Linked DNA regions of Homo sapiens: region 1 is linked to region 2. Evidence: read pairs that join two places in POLR2A ChIA-PET (ENCODE). Cell type or tissue: PC-9. All regions are shown on one strand.

What was found. ChIA-PET counts read pairs that join two places held together with the same protein. Peaks named below come from ENCODE experiments on the same cell type or tissue, not always from the same donor. Only the 100,000 strongest peaks of a DNase experiment are listed, where the experiment ranks them.
Region 1: POLR2A ChIA-PET joins it to region 2 with 7 read pairs; 1 of 35 experiments calls an interaction of 5 or more read pairs at or near these places.

Annotation. Positions count from the first base shown.
Region 1 is chr20:35,324,035-35,332,034 of GRCh38, forward strand. The region is part of intron 7 of UQCC1 (ubiquinol-cytochrome c reductase complex assembly factor 1); the gene reads right to left. Among named protein-coding and RNA genes, the nearest start is that of FAM83C, 36 kb to the left of the region's middle. In PC-9, CTCF peaks have their summits at 5,721 (motif pointing left) and 5,922; a DNase peak (open chromatin) is centred at 3,407; H3K27ac peaks cover 2,721 bases.
Region 2 is chr20:35,871,550-35,879,549 of GRCh38, forward strand. PHF20 (PHD finger protein 20) reads left to right here. Exons shown (of 18, transcript NM_016436.5): 9 at 101-280. It also overlaps the pseudogene HIGD1AP16. Among named protein-coding and RNA genes, the nearest start is that of SCAND1, 79 kb to the right of the region's middle. RefSeq lists an enhancer at 3,880-4,439. In PC-9, no CTCF peak of the experiment used is centred here; a DNase peak (open chromatin) is centred at 4,162; H3K4me3 peaks cover 1,067 bases; H3K27ac peaks cover 2,239 bases.

The DNA.
Region 1 (8,000 bases), 550 kb before region 2:
GCTTGAGGCCAAGAATTAAAGACCAACCTGGCCAACACAGCAAGACCTCATTTCTAAAAAATAAATAAATAAAATAGTAAAGTTGGGTCACCCCAAAGAGACTATACATAAGTTCCTATTGCTAAGATCCCTTAGCTGCCCTGTATCTTTCCTTCCTGAGCTCTGTTGTTAAACTCTCCATTCCATGAGCCTTAGTTACCTTCCAATAAATCCTTTGTTTGCTTAAATTAGCTAAAGTCAGCCTCCCAAGTAGCTGGGATTACAGGCACGCACCACCACACCCAGCTAATTTTTTTTTCTTTTTCTTTTTGAGACGCAGTCTTGCACTCTTGCCCAGGCTGGAGTGCCGTGGCGCCATCTCTGCTCACTGCAAGCTCTGCCTCCCAGGTTCACGCCATTCTCCTGCCTCAGCCTCCAGAGTAGCTGGGACTACAGGTGCCCACCACCACGCCCAGCTAATTTGTTGTATTTTTAGTAGAGACGGGGTTTCACCGTGTTAGCCAGGATGGTCTCGATCTCCTGACCTTGTGATCTGCCCGCCTTGGCCTCCCAAAGTGCTGGGATTACAGGCGTGAGCCACCGCACCTGGCCGAGCAAGATAATTCCATTTACACCCACTAGGATGGCTATAATTTAAAAAGAAAAGAAAAATAAGTATTGGCAAGGATGTAGAAAAACTGAAACCCTCATGCATTGTTGAAGAAAATGTAAAATGGTACAGCCACTGTGGAAAACAGTTTGGCGGTTTCTCAAAAGGCTGAACATAGAACTACCATATAGCCCAGCAATCCCATTCCTAACTATATGTCCAAAAGAATTGAAAGCGGGAATTGGAACTGATATATTTGTACACCAATTTTCATAGTAGTATCATTTATGATAGCCAAAAGGTGGAAACAACCCAAGTGTCCAATGACAGGGATAAACAAAATGTGGTACACACATACCAAGGGATATTATTCAGCCATAAAAAGGCATAAAATTTTGATATATGCTATAACATGGATGGACCTTAAAAATGCACTCATAAATGCATTATGCTTAATGAAATAAGTCAGACATGGAAGGACAAATATTGTATAATTTGATTTATATGAGGTACTTAGGTACCTTCAGAGACAGAAAGAAGAATAGTCTACCTGGGGCTGATGGGAGGAAGAAAGGGAAAATTATTATTTAATGGGCACAGAGTTTTTGTTGGGGATAATGAAAATGTTTTGGGTATAGATAATGAAAATTGTTACACAACACTGTGAATGTACTTAATGCCACTGAATTGAGCATTTATGAATGGTTAAAATGATAAATATTATGTATGTATATTTTACCACAATAAAGGAAATCCCAGTTACAAACAGTTCTTCTCAGACAGGCATTTCAATCTGTGACTTAACCATGTGTGTATTAAAGCCTCTCTTAGGACACTTATCCATTTGGCACAGTGGTATCATGAGCTAACTGATGTTCCTCACCAGACTATAAACGGTCTTGGTACAGAATTCTACGTTGCATTGTACATGTTTGATAAGCACGTATTGAGTAACTGCTGTATTCTACTGTGGTATATGCTGGAGGTAAAAAAATCAATAAAACACAGTACTTGTCCTCAAGAAGTTTACAATCTCACGTGGGAGACACACCTAGCACGTTGTATGTACAAAACGGTAATGGTATAGGGACTGAAAGGCTTGAGAGAAGAGGCAACATTTATTACAGTGGGTATTAAAGGGTCAACAGGTATGTTCAGACAGAAAGAATGGTATGTGTAAAGGCACAGGGAGGTGAACAAGTACAGCATTTTCAAAGGGAAGTTTGTAAAAAAAAAAACAAAAAAACACACACAAAAAAAACAAAAAAACACAGAAGCTGCTCATGGTGGCAAGAATCAGAAGGTGGAGCTGGAAGGGCAGTTTGTGTGAGATTGTAAATGGCCCTGAACGCCAGCCACATGAAAGAAAGAACAAGGAAGGGGTTTAAGCACAGGGAAATTGCATGGACAGATTTATTTTCAAAAAGTAACCCTAGAAGTACAGATCACAAAGTTGGGGGAAGGTCCAGAGGCAGGAAAACCAGAGGAGGCTGCTACAATGGTGTAGATGAGAGTCTGTAAGGAACTGAAACAATGTGAAGTGACAACACGAACAAAGAGGAAGGCATGCTTTCAAGAGAAATGACTACAGCCAGAGCAACGGGATTTGATTATCGAGTAGATGAGGAGGAGGAAAGGGGAGGCCATGACTTGCATGTAATCAGACCTCACTGAAGAAAGTGGAGAGAACAGAAAGATGAAAACGGAATGCAAGTTATATGCAATCATACACTGATGACTTTCTGACCCTGGCAGTGCCAAGCGCAGACAACCAGTCTTGTATGATTTTAGCAATCACCATGCCCTTCATGTCTCCTATGTTGTGGTAATGGAAAATCTTACTTGGATAAGATGTAATATGAGCAAGATGTGTATTTAGTTTGAGCCCGGCAGGCGTCTCCAGTGGAGCACAGGCATAACACACCAGGGCCTAGGAGCCTGAGCCCCTTTTCCAGTAATTTGTTCACTACATGTAGGTCGGTATCATTACTCCGGGCCCTCTGCATTCTGACTGCAGCCATGAGGTCTGATTACCGTCAGCAAGAAGACGCTGACACACTCAGGTTTCCAGAGACACTTGGAGGCTGCTAATTGCACCCTGAGCCTCATGACTGCATTTATGAGCGCAGAAAAGCTGCAGGCACTACTTGGCTTTTTTAATTATTTTCTATTAAATTTAGGCAGACTGGGTACAGTGGAAAACTACAGGATGCTTGTTCCACATCACTACCAACCATGTCAACTGCACAGACACAAAAGGCAAACAGGTGAATATAGATCAACAAGTTGGTCAGTTCTTTGCTAATAGAGCTGAGCCACTGTCACTTGTCATGGATGCTGAGGCCCTGAACAACCTAGAGGATCTAAAGGCAACACTGAGATCACTGACCCGAGTCCTTTCCCAGCGATCCTAAAATAGATATCATATTGCCCAGATGGCAACATTTTCTCAGAGGACCCAAAATTTAGCCCCTTACTGATCTTGAGGTTCCTGACCCTTCATCCAACAGCCCTGCCTTCTTCTTCTCCACAGCAATGAAGAGTGAAAGGGGCGGGGTCACCCTAATGAACTGAATCACAGGAGTTAACTGCTAACTCCACCTGGGCACAATGGGTCAGACCAAAGTCTAAAGCTCAAAACAGTAAAGCAGACATTTACATTGTTTCACACAGGTCACAGAATGTTTGTCTTTCACTGCTGTGTCCTAACTGCTCACTGTTCAGAGCTGTACAATTGCCAAAATACTGACCCAATGGTTATCTGAGAAAGAGGCTGTTCCCTGCTGAAGACATGAGGAAGCAAAGGCTCAGAAAGGTCAAGTGACTCACCCAATTATCACTTGGCTAATAAATGGTCAAGAGGTTCACAGAGACAAGGTCTTCTGGCTCCTAGTCCAAGTTTTTTTGTTTGTTTTAAGGCTCAAACAGAATTGCCACTCAGTGGATAGTTTGTACATTCCTGTAGAAGCATCCTGGGAATGGCTGAGCCTGGATCCCAGGTAGAAGCCATATGATCATTCTTACTTAAGTAGTGAGGTGGTCAAGGTTGAGGCCAAGAGTGAGGTTCAGATATCCCTTAAAATGGAATTGACAGAGCCGGGTGCAGTGGCTCATGCCTCTGTAATCCCACCACTTTGGGAGGTTAAGGCAGGCAGATCACCTGAGGTCAGGAGTTTGAGACCAGCCTGGCCAACATGGTGAAACCCCTTCTTTACTAAAAATACAAAAATTAGCTGGGCATGGTGGTGGGTGCCTGTAGTCCCAGCTACTAGGGAGGCTGAGGCAGGAGAATTGCTTGAACCAGGAGGCAAAGATTGCAGTGAGGTGAGATTACGCCACTGCAATCCAGCCGGGGCAACAGAACAAGACTTTGTCTCACAAAAAAAGGAAAAAAAAAAAAAAAAGCATGGAACTGACACAGCCTGTGAGTTCTGAGAGTGACTCCATCTTTATAGGGTAATTCTCTTTTGTCCTCTTTTCTCAGTAAAATGTTCTTAGAAAGGTATTTTATCCAAAGGAAAGAGACAAACTCAGTTAGAATGCTGTATGTTAAAGAGATGATCTCTTTGGTGTTCTGTATTTAAGTCCCAACTCAGACCTAGGAAACGCACTGAAATCTAAGTAAATTTTGGGCCCCAACAGCCCTGTTTCCCCACCTGGTGAGTCTGAAAGATTAATCACTCTGAGCCTCAGTTTTTCCATCACAACTATGCAAAACCACCTTTCCTTTTTCCTTTTCATATTAACAGATGAAAATGCCTAACAGTAAGTAAATTAGTAGTGGCAAACATCTATTTCACTCTCAGGCATTGTTTAAAGAACCTCACATGTGATAACTCATTTATCCCTCACAATGCTACAAGCGATGTAAGGTGGGTATTACAGTTATGTCTATTTTACGGAGAGAAAACTGAGGCATAGAAAGGAAACAGGCATAGAGACCTTGCCCAAGGTCACATGGCTAGGGCAGGATTTGAGTCCAAACTGGCTTCAGTATGTGAGCACTCTCAACTACTCTGTGATACTGCATTGGAAAGGAGGTTATAAACTCAACCCAATCCCCCACTTGGAGATGAGAGCCTGGAAGTCTCTGAAGCTTCTCTCAGGACCTTGGGGCTCACCTACTCTCCTGCCTCATCCTCCCATTACACTCAGCCCTGCCCTGGGATAACTCCTGGAAGAAGCCTGCAGTGAACACAAAACAAAAAAGCAAGTGAACTCATATCTTTCTCGTTCGTCTGTTTCGTGTGGAAGTGAATCCAGGAAAGATTCAACTTCCTTTCTCAGCATAAACTAGATTGTAAGCCCTGTAAGATCACTTATCTCTGGTATATTATCTACCAACCACATTCAGGGATTAGCATGTGGCGAGAGACAAAAATGTTCCTTGAATAAATGAATGAAACAATTCTTAATAAAACCATACAAATTAATAATGCTACTGGATCTAGAGGAAATACATTCAATATTGCCTTCATCAAATGTATTCAGCACTACCCAGGCATCAAGCACTGTTTTAGGAGCTGAGGCTACAGCAGTAAACAAGAGACAATTCCCGAACTCCGGGAGTTTAGGATGATTAGTCAGGCTGCTGAATGATTTGCAGAATGAATCTGAGATGAAGAGAGTCAAGAGGCAGGAGGACCAGTGAAGAAGCAGCCGACAGTGAGTTTAGGTGAGAGGTCAGGACTGGATCTGAGCATCAGTAGGACAGTTGAGGCCCTGATAGTGGTTGTTTTAAAGAAGGGCTCCTTATAGTTCCTCCTGCTCCTTTGAGAACCAGGCACGTCACATTGATGGCAAGGATCACTGACATTCAGAAAGACCAGCTAAAGAGAGGACAATGAACATGGAAAAACAAGTCCCTCCACTCTAGCTGGGCCCCTTCAGCTCCAACCAACCCCACAGGGCCATTCACTCAGCATTTTGGGGGAAACAAAGTGAGAAAAGAGTGTTACAGCTGCCTCATCAATGGATCCAGAAATACTCATGGCACACCCAGGGCAGCTGAAAGAAACATCTGTCTCTACTGTATCCTAGGTCTGACCTCAGAGCCTCCAGAACTTTTTTACATAGCCCCACCCAGATCCTGGCGGAGCTACTGCCCTCTGGTGGTACCCAATGCAGGGGTTAAGCCCACAGGAGAAAAGAGTCTTGTGGTAGGACATGGAGTGAGAGGCATAGTCAACCCCAAGAGCTCGTCACAGTGCCTGTATGTCTTACTACTGCAACCACTGCTTTTTCCAAAGACGCTATTTACAGAAAACTCTGGTTAAAATGCAAGAGTTATCTGGGACCATTAAAACAGATCCTGTTGGCAACCCTTAACGATTTGGCATGAATTTAATCAGGTAAACTGCAGTGTAAGTATAGAATTGATTCTAAGAAGATAGGGTTAGGAATAGACTCTGTGAGTTCACTCACTCATTCACCATTCAACCAATATTGGATGGAGGCTTACCATGTGCTAAGCACTGTGCTAGACACTGGAATGCTGACCTTAAGAGAAAAGGATCAGGAGGTCTTTGATTGGAGGCTTTTCCCAGCAACACAAAATGCAGGGTGTGTGTAGTGGCTCTAGAGAACAGCAAAGATGATAGTATCAAGTAACGAAAAGAGCAACAGAATCAATCAAGAGAAGTGAGTTTTAGTCTCTGCTACTACCGCTACTATATGACACTGACCAAGCCTTTTTCCTGACCAGGACTGAGTGTCCTCACTTGGAAAGGGTTGAATTAGGATCATCTTTGTGGCTGTCAAGCTTCTAGGAGCTTGGCGGCCACTGAAATGATTAGGAGATGGCATAAAATAAAAACACTGACTGCTTGGCAATTCTGACCAGCTAGGGCTAGCCCTGGGTGGGGCTTCCTGCCATCAGCCAGGGCAATCTAAAATTCCTTTACATAGTTCCTGAGGATCATCACCAAGTGAGATTCTTCTGACATCCATACCCAACCACTTCATCAGACGAGATACCCCTAGTACGTTATGAACCCCACATTTGTCCCCAACTACCCTAGTCTCTTCTGGTCCCTTTGAACTGAGGCTATTAGGGACGGAGCCAGTTCTTCCAGTGCTACAGGGCAAGAGAGGCTTGGAGAAAAGTAGAAAGTTTTGCAAACTGTGTTCACTCTTGGAAATTCTACCCTGGGCTGGAAAATTTTTATCTCATGGATTTTTTTTCAAGCAGGAAAGGCCCTTAGAAATAACCTGGTCCAGGCTCTGCATTGGAGCCTGCTGGTTAATTGTGGAACTAAGTCTAACTCCACTCTTGTAGCTCCAAGATTGGTGAGTGTTTTTCAGTTCTCCCACTGTCCTTCTAGAGGGAGGCTCTTCTCTGGCAGCCAACTCACCTTGGGACCTAAAGCACAGGAGACGATAAACACCTTCTGTCTTTGAAGGAGAAGGAGTATAGCCACAAACACCTATCGAAAATGCCAAAGACAACAAGGTTCATTTGAAATCTGAAGAATCTTAGCAAAACGGTATGGGACAGGGATGAAAAGAAGAGCAGGAGACAGAAGCCTGCTCAGCGCTTAACAGGAATCATCTCCTACTTGCCCCATAACCATACACATACCACAAGCCAGCTGATTCCTAACCCCAGCAGCTAAACTGCCCAAGGCCTAGGAAAGGGGGCAACACACACAGTTTACACCTTTTATTATTCTGATCAAAATTTCTCTCCTGGGAGCAGAAAGGGGTCAAAAGTCCAACACCAAAAATATATATCTTTATAAGTCATGGGCAAAGAAGTATTACAGCAGACAGTTATTTAAAAAAAAAAAAAAAAGCTACGGTGAACAGAGCAGAGTAGGAGGTGTGAGAAAACTCACTCCAAGTAATTTATTCACTGGGAACCACAAAGGGCTTTCCCAAGAACAGCAAAAACACCATTAATTTCTCCAGTACCCTCCTTTCAAAGGGCTCCAAACACTTCACACATATCGTTTTAAATTGTCCTCAAAGGCTCCAAAATAAGGGGTTACTATTTCCCCAGGCACAGATGGAGAAACTAAAGCATTTATGCCCACCCTGCTCTGCCCAAGTCATCCTAAAAGATTCAGCCAACATCAACTGAGTGCCTGCTATGTGCCTTACTCATGCCAGGCAGAACAGGAGACGGATGAAAGATAGGATCTTTGTCCTCCAGAAAGCCAGAATCCAGTGTGGTGTCACAGATGCACCTATAAATCCCTTCAAGATATGACAGCTTATGCTAGGTGCTATTGAAAATGTCCAAATACAGCATCCTGATAGCTCCCATTTATCAAGTACTTAATATGTGCCAAACACTGTGCTAAGCCATATTGTTTAAGTCACATAACTGTGCGTGACTTACCTTATAGAGGATGGAATGGAGACAATGAGAGGTAAAGAGACTTGCCTAGGATCTCAAAGCAACATTGTG
Region 2 (8,000 bases):
TCCTCTAAAAAGTCCCTGGCTTTCTTAGACTGTTGTAGGACTTTTGATTTCAGAATTACATACATGTATATTTCCCCCAAACTTTCTTTTTTTCTTCTAGGTCAGTTGAAGTCTGCTTTGGAAGCTGGCCAGGTCTCATCTGCACTGACTTGCCACTCCTTTGGGGATGGATCCGGGGCTGCAGGCTTGGAGTTGAACTGCCCATCAATGGGAGAAAACACGATGAAAACAGAACCGACTTCTCCCCTTGTGGAATTACAAGAGATTTCGACTGTGGAAGGTTCATATTTAGAGTTAAATTAATCCTCTTTTTATATACACTTTTGCTTATGCTTTGTGAACTAAAAAAAAAAAAATGACTTTTCTGTTGTTGTTTTTCACCTTTTATTAATATTCCCTTATCATTTTAATGTTATGCTCCTTTCATTTCTGATTTTGATAATTTGTGTTCCCTCTCTTAGTATGACTAGGGCTTTATCTATTTTGTTTTCAAAGAACTAACTTTTTACTTCAATTTTCTCTATTGTTTATTTTTAAAAATATAATTGATTTCTGTTTTGATCTTGCTTTCTTCCTTCAATTTTTTCTAGAACTTTACCTAATTGATTTTAGATCTTTCTTCCTTTTTTTTTTCATTACCTGGTGAAAAGATCTTTCTTCCTAATATGAGTATTTAAAGTTATAAATTTCTGGCTGGGCGCGATGGCTCATGCCTGTAATCCCAGCACTTTGGGAGGCCGAGGTGGGTGGATTGCCTGAGGTGGAGAGTTCGAGACCAGCCTGGCCAGCATGGTGAAACCCCGACTCTACTAAAAATACAAAAATTAGCTGGGCATGGTGGCAGGCACCTGTAGTCCCAGCTACTCGGGAAGCTGAGGCAGGAGAATTGCTTGAACCCAGGAGGCGGAGGTTGCGGTGAGCCAAGATCATGCCATTGCACTCCAGCCTGGGCAGCAGAGCGAGACTCAGTCTAAATAAATAAATAAATAATGAAATTATACATTTCCCACTGAGAACTGCTTTAGCAGCATCCTACACATTTTGATACGTTGTGTTTTTATTTTTGTTCAATTTAATATATCTTGTGATTTATTTGTTGACCATGGGTTACTTAGAAGTATGTTGTTTCAGTTTGAAGTATTTTATGTTTTTGTAGATACCTTATTGCTATTGATTTCTAATATAGTTTTACTGTGGTCAGAGAACATACTCTGTAGGATTTCAATCTTTTTATATTTGTTGCGATTTAATTTATGGTCCAGCATATGATCTGTCCTGGTGAATGTTTCATATGCACTTGAAAAGAATGTGTATTTTACCGTTGTCATGTGTTTGTTCTGTATCTGTCAGTTAGATCAAGGTAGTTGATGGTGTTTCTCTGATAAATTGATTTTTGTGGGGTTTTTTTCCTTTTGGTCTAGTTCTGTCAATTTCTAAGAGAAGGTTGTTAGGTTGTTAAAATCTCTGTTATTGTGGATTTGTTCATTTCTCCCTTTAATTTTGTCATTTTTGCTTTGTGTATTTTGAAGATCTTTTAGATGCATACACATTTATAATTTTTTTTTTTTTTGAGACAGAATCTTGCTTTGTCACACAGGCTGGAGTGCAGTGGTTGATCTCCACTCACTTCAACCTCTGCCTCCTGGGTTCAAGCAACTCTCATGTCTCAGCCTCCCGAGTAGCTGGGATTACAGGAGTGTGCCACCACGCCCAGCTAATTTTTGTATTTTTAGTAGAGACAGGGTCTCTCCGTGTTGACCAGGTTGGCCTCGAACTCCTGACCACAGGTGATCTGCCCACCTCGGCCTCCCAAAGTGCTAGGATTACAGGTGTGAGCCACTATTTCTGGCCTAAATGTAATTGTTGATATGGTTGGTTTTTAGGCTAACATTTGGCTGTGTTTTGTCTGTTTTTTTGTTTTTTTTTTTTTTTTTTTTAAGACAGAGTCTTGCTCTATCGCCCAGGCTGGAGTGCAGTGGTGCGATTTCTGCTCACTGCAACGTCTGCCTCCCGGGTTGAAGCGATTCATCTGCTTCAGCCTCCTGAGTAGCTGGGATTATAGGCACCCACCACCACAATCGGCTAATTTTTGTATTTTTTAGTAGAGACGGGGTTTCACCATGTTGGCCAGGCTGGTTGTCTGTTTATATTATTTGTGTTTTGTTGTTTTGTTTCTTGTTTTTTAGGTTAACTGATTTTTTAAGAATTTCATTTTAATTCATCTGTTAGCTTTTAGCTGTATTTCTAGCATTTTGAAAGAGGTTACTCTATGGATTATGGTATACATCCTTAACTTCTCACAGTTCACTTAGAGTTAATATTTAACCACTTTATGTAAAAATGTTCCATTAACCTCCCCCATGTTGTAGTTGTCACATGAATTATATCTGTATATGCTATAAATTCCTTTTTAAAAAATTTTTTATTTACATATTTTTTTGAGATGGCATTTCACTCTTGTTGCCCAGGTGGAGTGCAATGGCACGATCTTGGCTCACTGCAACCTCCACTTCCCAGATTCAAGTGATTCTCCTGCCTCAGCCTCCCAAGTAGCTGGGATTACAGGCATGTGCCACCACGCCTGGCTAAATTTTTTTTGTATTTTTAGTAGAGATGGGGTTTCACCATGTTGGTCAAGCTGGTCTGGAACTCCTGACGTCAAGTGATCTACCCGCCTTGACTTCCCAAAGTACTGTGATTATAGGCGTGAGCCACCACACCTGGCCTGCTATAAATTTCATAATGTAGTATTATAAGTTTTGCTTTACACAATTATGTATGTTAAAGACGATAAGGCAAAAAGCGACAGTCATATTTACACATGCCTATTTCCAATGTTCTTTATTTCTTCGAAGATTTCTTTTCAGCATGAAGAATTTCCTTCAGATTTTCTTATAGGTTCCTGATGACAAATTCTTCTGGTTTTTGTTAAAACTTGACTTTTTTTTTTTAAAGATAGAGTCTCACTCTGTTTCCCAGGCTGGAGTGCAGTGGCACAATCACAGCTCAGAGCAGCCTGGACCTCCTGGGCTCAAGTGATCCTCCTGTCTCAGTCACTTGAGTAGCTGGGACTACAGGCGTGTGCCACCATGTCCAGCTAATTTTTTTTCTTTTCTCAACTTTTAGTTAAAAAACAAACAAATAAGACTGTGTGTCTATAGAATTGTCTACTTTTTATTTGGATAACTTAAAAAATTTTTTTTTGAATAGTTTTTTTTTTTCTTGGCCAGATGCTATATAGTTAACATAAATGTAGTAGAGCAGCTGTTTGAAAATAGTGAATCTCAGCACTCTGGGAGGTTGAGACTGGAGGGTCACTTGAGGCCAGGAGTTCAAGACTCGCTATATTGAAGGCCTTGCATCAACATAGTGAGACCCTCCCTCTTCAAAAAATAAAAAAATTAGCCTGGCATGATGGTTCATGCCTATAGTCCCAGCTACTTGGGAGGCGGAGGTGGGAGGATCACTTGAACCAGGGAGGTCGAGGCTGCCTTGAGCTGTGATTGTACCACTGCCAGCCTGGGTGACAGAGGAAGACCCTATCTCCTAAAATATTTTAAAAAATTGGCCAGGGGTGGTGGCTCACGCCTGTAATCCCAGCACTCTCGGATGCCTAGGCGGGCAGATCATTTGAGGTCAGGAATTCGAGACCAGCCTGGCCAACATGGTGAAACCCCGTCTCTACTAAAAATACAAAAATTTGCTGGGCTTGGTGGCGCACGCCTGTAGTCCCAGCTACTCTGGAGATTGAGACAGGAGAATTGCTTAAACCCAGAAGGCAGAGGTTGCAGTGAGTTGAGATCGCACCACTGCACTCCAGCCTGGGTGACAGAGTGAGATTCCATCTCAAAAAAGAAAAAAAAAAAATTAAAAGAGTACCGAAGTATTCATTCCTAGCTCATCTCGGCGGCTGTTCTCTTAGTTCTCTGTCTAGCTTCGTCCATAGTGTTGTGCTTCAGCCTCGAGGGCTTGTCGGGGCAAGGGATCTTCCTTTTTTTGCTACTCCTCCTCTTAGTGTCAGGGCTCTTTTCTTCCCAGCCTGCTCTTCTGACATGTGGGGCAAATTACTAAAGTTCATATGTAAATGAGGTGGAAATTTAATCTCGGAATTTAGTTGTCTGTCTTGGCAGGGAGAACTCTAGATGACAGCCACATCCCCTGTGACTCAGCAGACTAAGCTTTTAATTATGTTGTCTTAAGGGTAGTGGTATGTTAGACGTCACTTGAAATTTGTAGTTAATTGTTCCTACACCACTAGGAAACACGCCATGCATATAAGTGAGGAGACTAGATTAGAAGCTAACTCCAGTGCCTTTTGTAAAGTTTACGTATTTTATGGGGTCTTGGGCTATACTTTTTCCCAAAATATACACATACATAATTTCTGTCTTGTGTTAGCTAACCTAATTATGTTTCTGGATTGTGGAGAGGACAGAATCAAGTATAGTAAGGGTGGGACAGGTGAGTCTAGGGGAAAAGGATGATGATGAGATTTCATGTCGTCGTCTGCATCCTTACAAAGGTCTCACAGTAGCCTTTCTAAGGGAATAATTTTGAAACCATTGCAACTGATTGAAGCACTTATCTATTTTCCAAGAGGGTTAATAGTAAGGGTGGAGGTCAAATTACTTTGAGCTTGAGCCAAGAGGAATAAATATAGCATGGAACCCATTACTGTATTTTTTTTTTTGAATGAGGTATTTGCTTTTTGCTTTAGTGACTTAAAAGCCAGAAGAGATGGCCGGGCCTGGTGGCTCATGCCTGTAATCCCAGGACTTTGGGAGGCCGAGGTGGGCAGATCACTTGAGGTCAGGAGTTCGAGACCAGCCTGGCCAACATGGTGAAACCCCATCTCTACCAAAAATACAAAAATTAGCCGGGTATGGTGGCAGGCGCCTGTAATCCTAGCTACTCGGGAGGCTGAGGCAGGAGAGTTGCTTGAACCTGGGAGGTGGAGGTTGCAGTGAGCCGAGATTGCGCCCCTGCACCCAGCTTAGGTGACAGAGCGAGACTCTATCTCAAAAATAAAAAAATTAAAAAGCCAGAGACGAATGCAGTTGTGACTGTTGTAATTGGGCAAGCATTCATTTATGCAGTAAAACAGAAGTTAGTAATTCCCCTAGAAGTTTAGAGGTCTCAGGCTGGGCGTGGTGGCTCACGCCTGTAATTCTAGCACTTTGGGAGGCCAAGACGGGCAGATCACCTGACGTCAGGAGTTAGAGACCAGCCTGGCCAACATGGTGAAACCCCATCTCTACTAAAGATACAAAAATTTGGCCGGGCGCAGTGTCTCATGCCTGTAATCCCAGCACTTTGGGAGGCCGAGGCAGGCGGATCACAAGGTCAGGAGATCAAGACCATCCTGTCTAACACGGTGAAACCCCGTCTCTACTAAAAATACAAAAAAATTGGCCGGGCGTGGTGGCTGGCGCCTGTAGTCCCAGCTACTTGGGAGGCTGAGGCAGGAGAATGGCGTAAACCTGGGAGGCGGAGCTTGCAGTGAGCCTAGATCATGCCACTGCACTCCAGCCTGGGCGACAGAGTGAGACTCTGTCTCAAAAAAAAAAAAAAAAAAAAAAAAGATACAAAAATTTGCTGGGCATGGTGGTGGGCGCCTGTAATCCTGGATACTTGGGAGGCTGAGGCAGGAGAATTGCTTGAACCTGGGAGGAAGAGGTTGCAGTTTGCCGAGATCGTGCCACTGCTCTCCAGCCTGAGAGACTCCATCTCAAAAAAAAAAAAAAAAAAAAAAAAGAGTGAGACTCCATCTCAAAAAAAAAAAAAAAGTTTGGAGGTCATATTATTATCTGAAAATGGGCTGCTGCAAATATTTAGCAAGTGCCTAGTAAGTGCCAATGCCAGACCCTATTCTTTTCTTTCTTTTCTTTTTTTTCTTTTTTTATTTTTATTTTTTATTTTTGAGACAGTCTCACTGTGTTGCCTAGGCTGGAGTGCAGTGGTGTGATTTCGGCTCACTGCAACCTCCGCCTCCCAGGTTCAAGTGATTCTCCTGTCTCAGCCTCCCACTTTCTTTTTTTTTTTTTTGAAGGTGGAGTCTCACTCTTTTGCCCACGCTGTAGTACAGTGGTATGATCTTAGGTCACTGCAGCCTCTAACTCCTGGTCTCAAGTGATCTCCTGCTTCAGCCTCAGACCCTATTCTAAGCTGTCTCATTGGTTGATACTCTACAAGAAGCACAGAATAAACAAGAGAGAAAAACAAATAGAAGTACAGGTCCATTCAGTTAAGTTCTTTTTACTAAATACCTGGTAGAAGTGGGACACTTTGCCACAGGATCCAGATCAGTGATTCTAACCCATGAAATCTTGCTGTGTTTGTTGTTAGTTATAAAACGAATGAATTGTCACTGAAGTATCAAAAATTAACAGATGATTTACTTATAAATTAACTAGTTAAGATTTAGCATGATGACTATAATAGTTTTTGCAAATTATTTACTTTTAAATTAACCAGTTAAGATTTAGTGTAATGCCTATAGTATTTTAGCTTTAATGAATTTGTGTTCTCTATGGTTTCTTGAGCAGGAGAGTCATAGATCTACAGCCATTTTAGTTTGGGAAATTGTGTGTGTCTATGGTTTTTCATATCATCAAGTATGTATTGTGATGGAAACTGATAGAGAATTCATTATTCTGGGGGTTAGAGAGATGAATGCGACATCTGTTCTAGGCCCTTCCAGGTCTTTCTGTCCAGACGAATGGATGAGACTTCAGATACCTATGATACAAGAAAGTAAGATGATGTCATGACAAACTTAGAATGAAACTATGAGAATAGAGAGAAGAATGACAGTGAAAATGTGTGCCTGCTACATAGAAATGGACCTCTTCAGGTTGGCGTGTGCGAGATTTTCTTGCTCTAGGGAGATTGTTTAAGCAATCACTATGTCGACAAACACAGATGTTTCCCTTTCTGAATTCATATGATGAAGATCAGGGATCCAAACTTATTCAAAAAGCTAAAGAGGCACCATTCGTACTTGTTGGAATAGAAGGTTTTGCAGCAATTGTTGCATATGGATTATACAAATTGAAGAGCAGGGGAAATACTAAAATGTCCCTTCATCTGATCCACATGGGTGTGGCAGCCCAAGGCTTTGTTGTAGGAGCAATGACTGTTGTTATATCATGTATCGAGAATTCTGGGCAAAACCTAAGCCTTAGAAGAAGAGACGCTGTCTTGCTCTTGTAGGAGGAGCTTGTTTTAGTTAGACGTCTCATTATTGAAGTTACGTATTATTGTTGAAAATAAACTAATTTGTATGGGTTTAGATGGTAACACGGCATTTTGAATATTGGCTTCCTTTCTTGCAGGCTTGATTTGCCTGTTGACTGAATTACTAGTGACTAGTTTACTAACTAGGTCATTCAAGGAAGTCAAGTTAACTTAAAAGAAACATGTCACCTAAATGCACTTGATGGTGTTGAATGTCCACCTTCTTAAATTGTTAAGATGAACTTAGTTCTAAGGAAGATAACAGGCCAACCCTGAAGTACTCCCAGTTTGCTGCAGAATCTCACATATTTTGGATGTTATAGAAGAGTCCTATTTGCCCTAGTTAATTTAACTTTTTTTTTGCCTGTTTTGTGGACTGGCTGGCTCTTTTAGAACTCTGTCCAAAAAGTGCATGGACTATAACTTGTAAAGCTTCCCACAACTGACAATATATATATGTGCATGTATTTAAACCAAATCTGGAAAACTTACAATACAGCTGCATAATGGTAGTATTTATTAAAGAATCACAATTGTAAACATGAGAATAACTTATGGATTCTAGTTTAGTTCTTTAGTAATTGCAAATTATATTTTTGCTGTTGTTATATTAGAATAATTTTTGAATGTCATCTTGAAATAGAAATATGTATTTTAAGCACTCATGCAAAGGTAAATGAACACTGTTTAAATGTGTGCTTTGCTTATTTTTTCTGTAACAATCGTAAACATTAAACTGAACAAATTACCTACAGTAGTTTTGA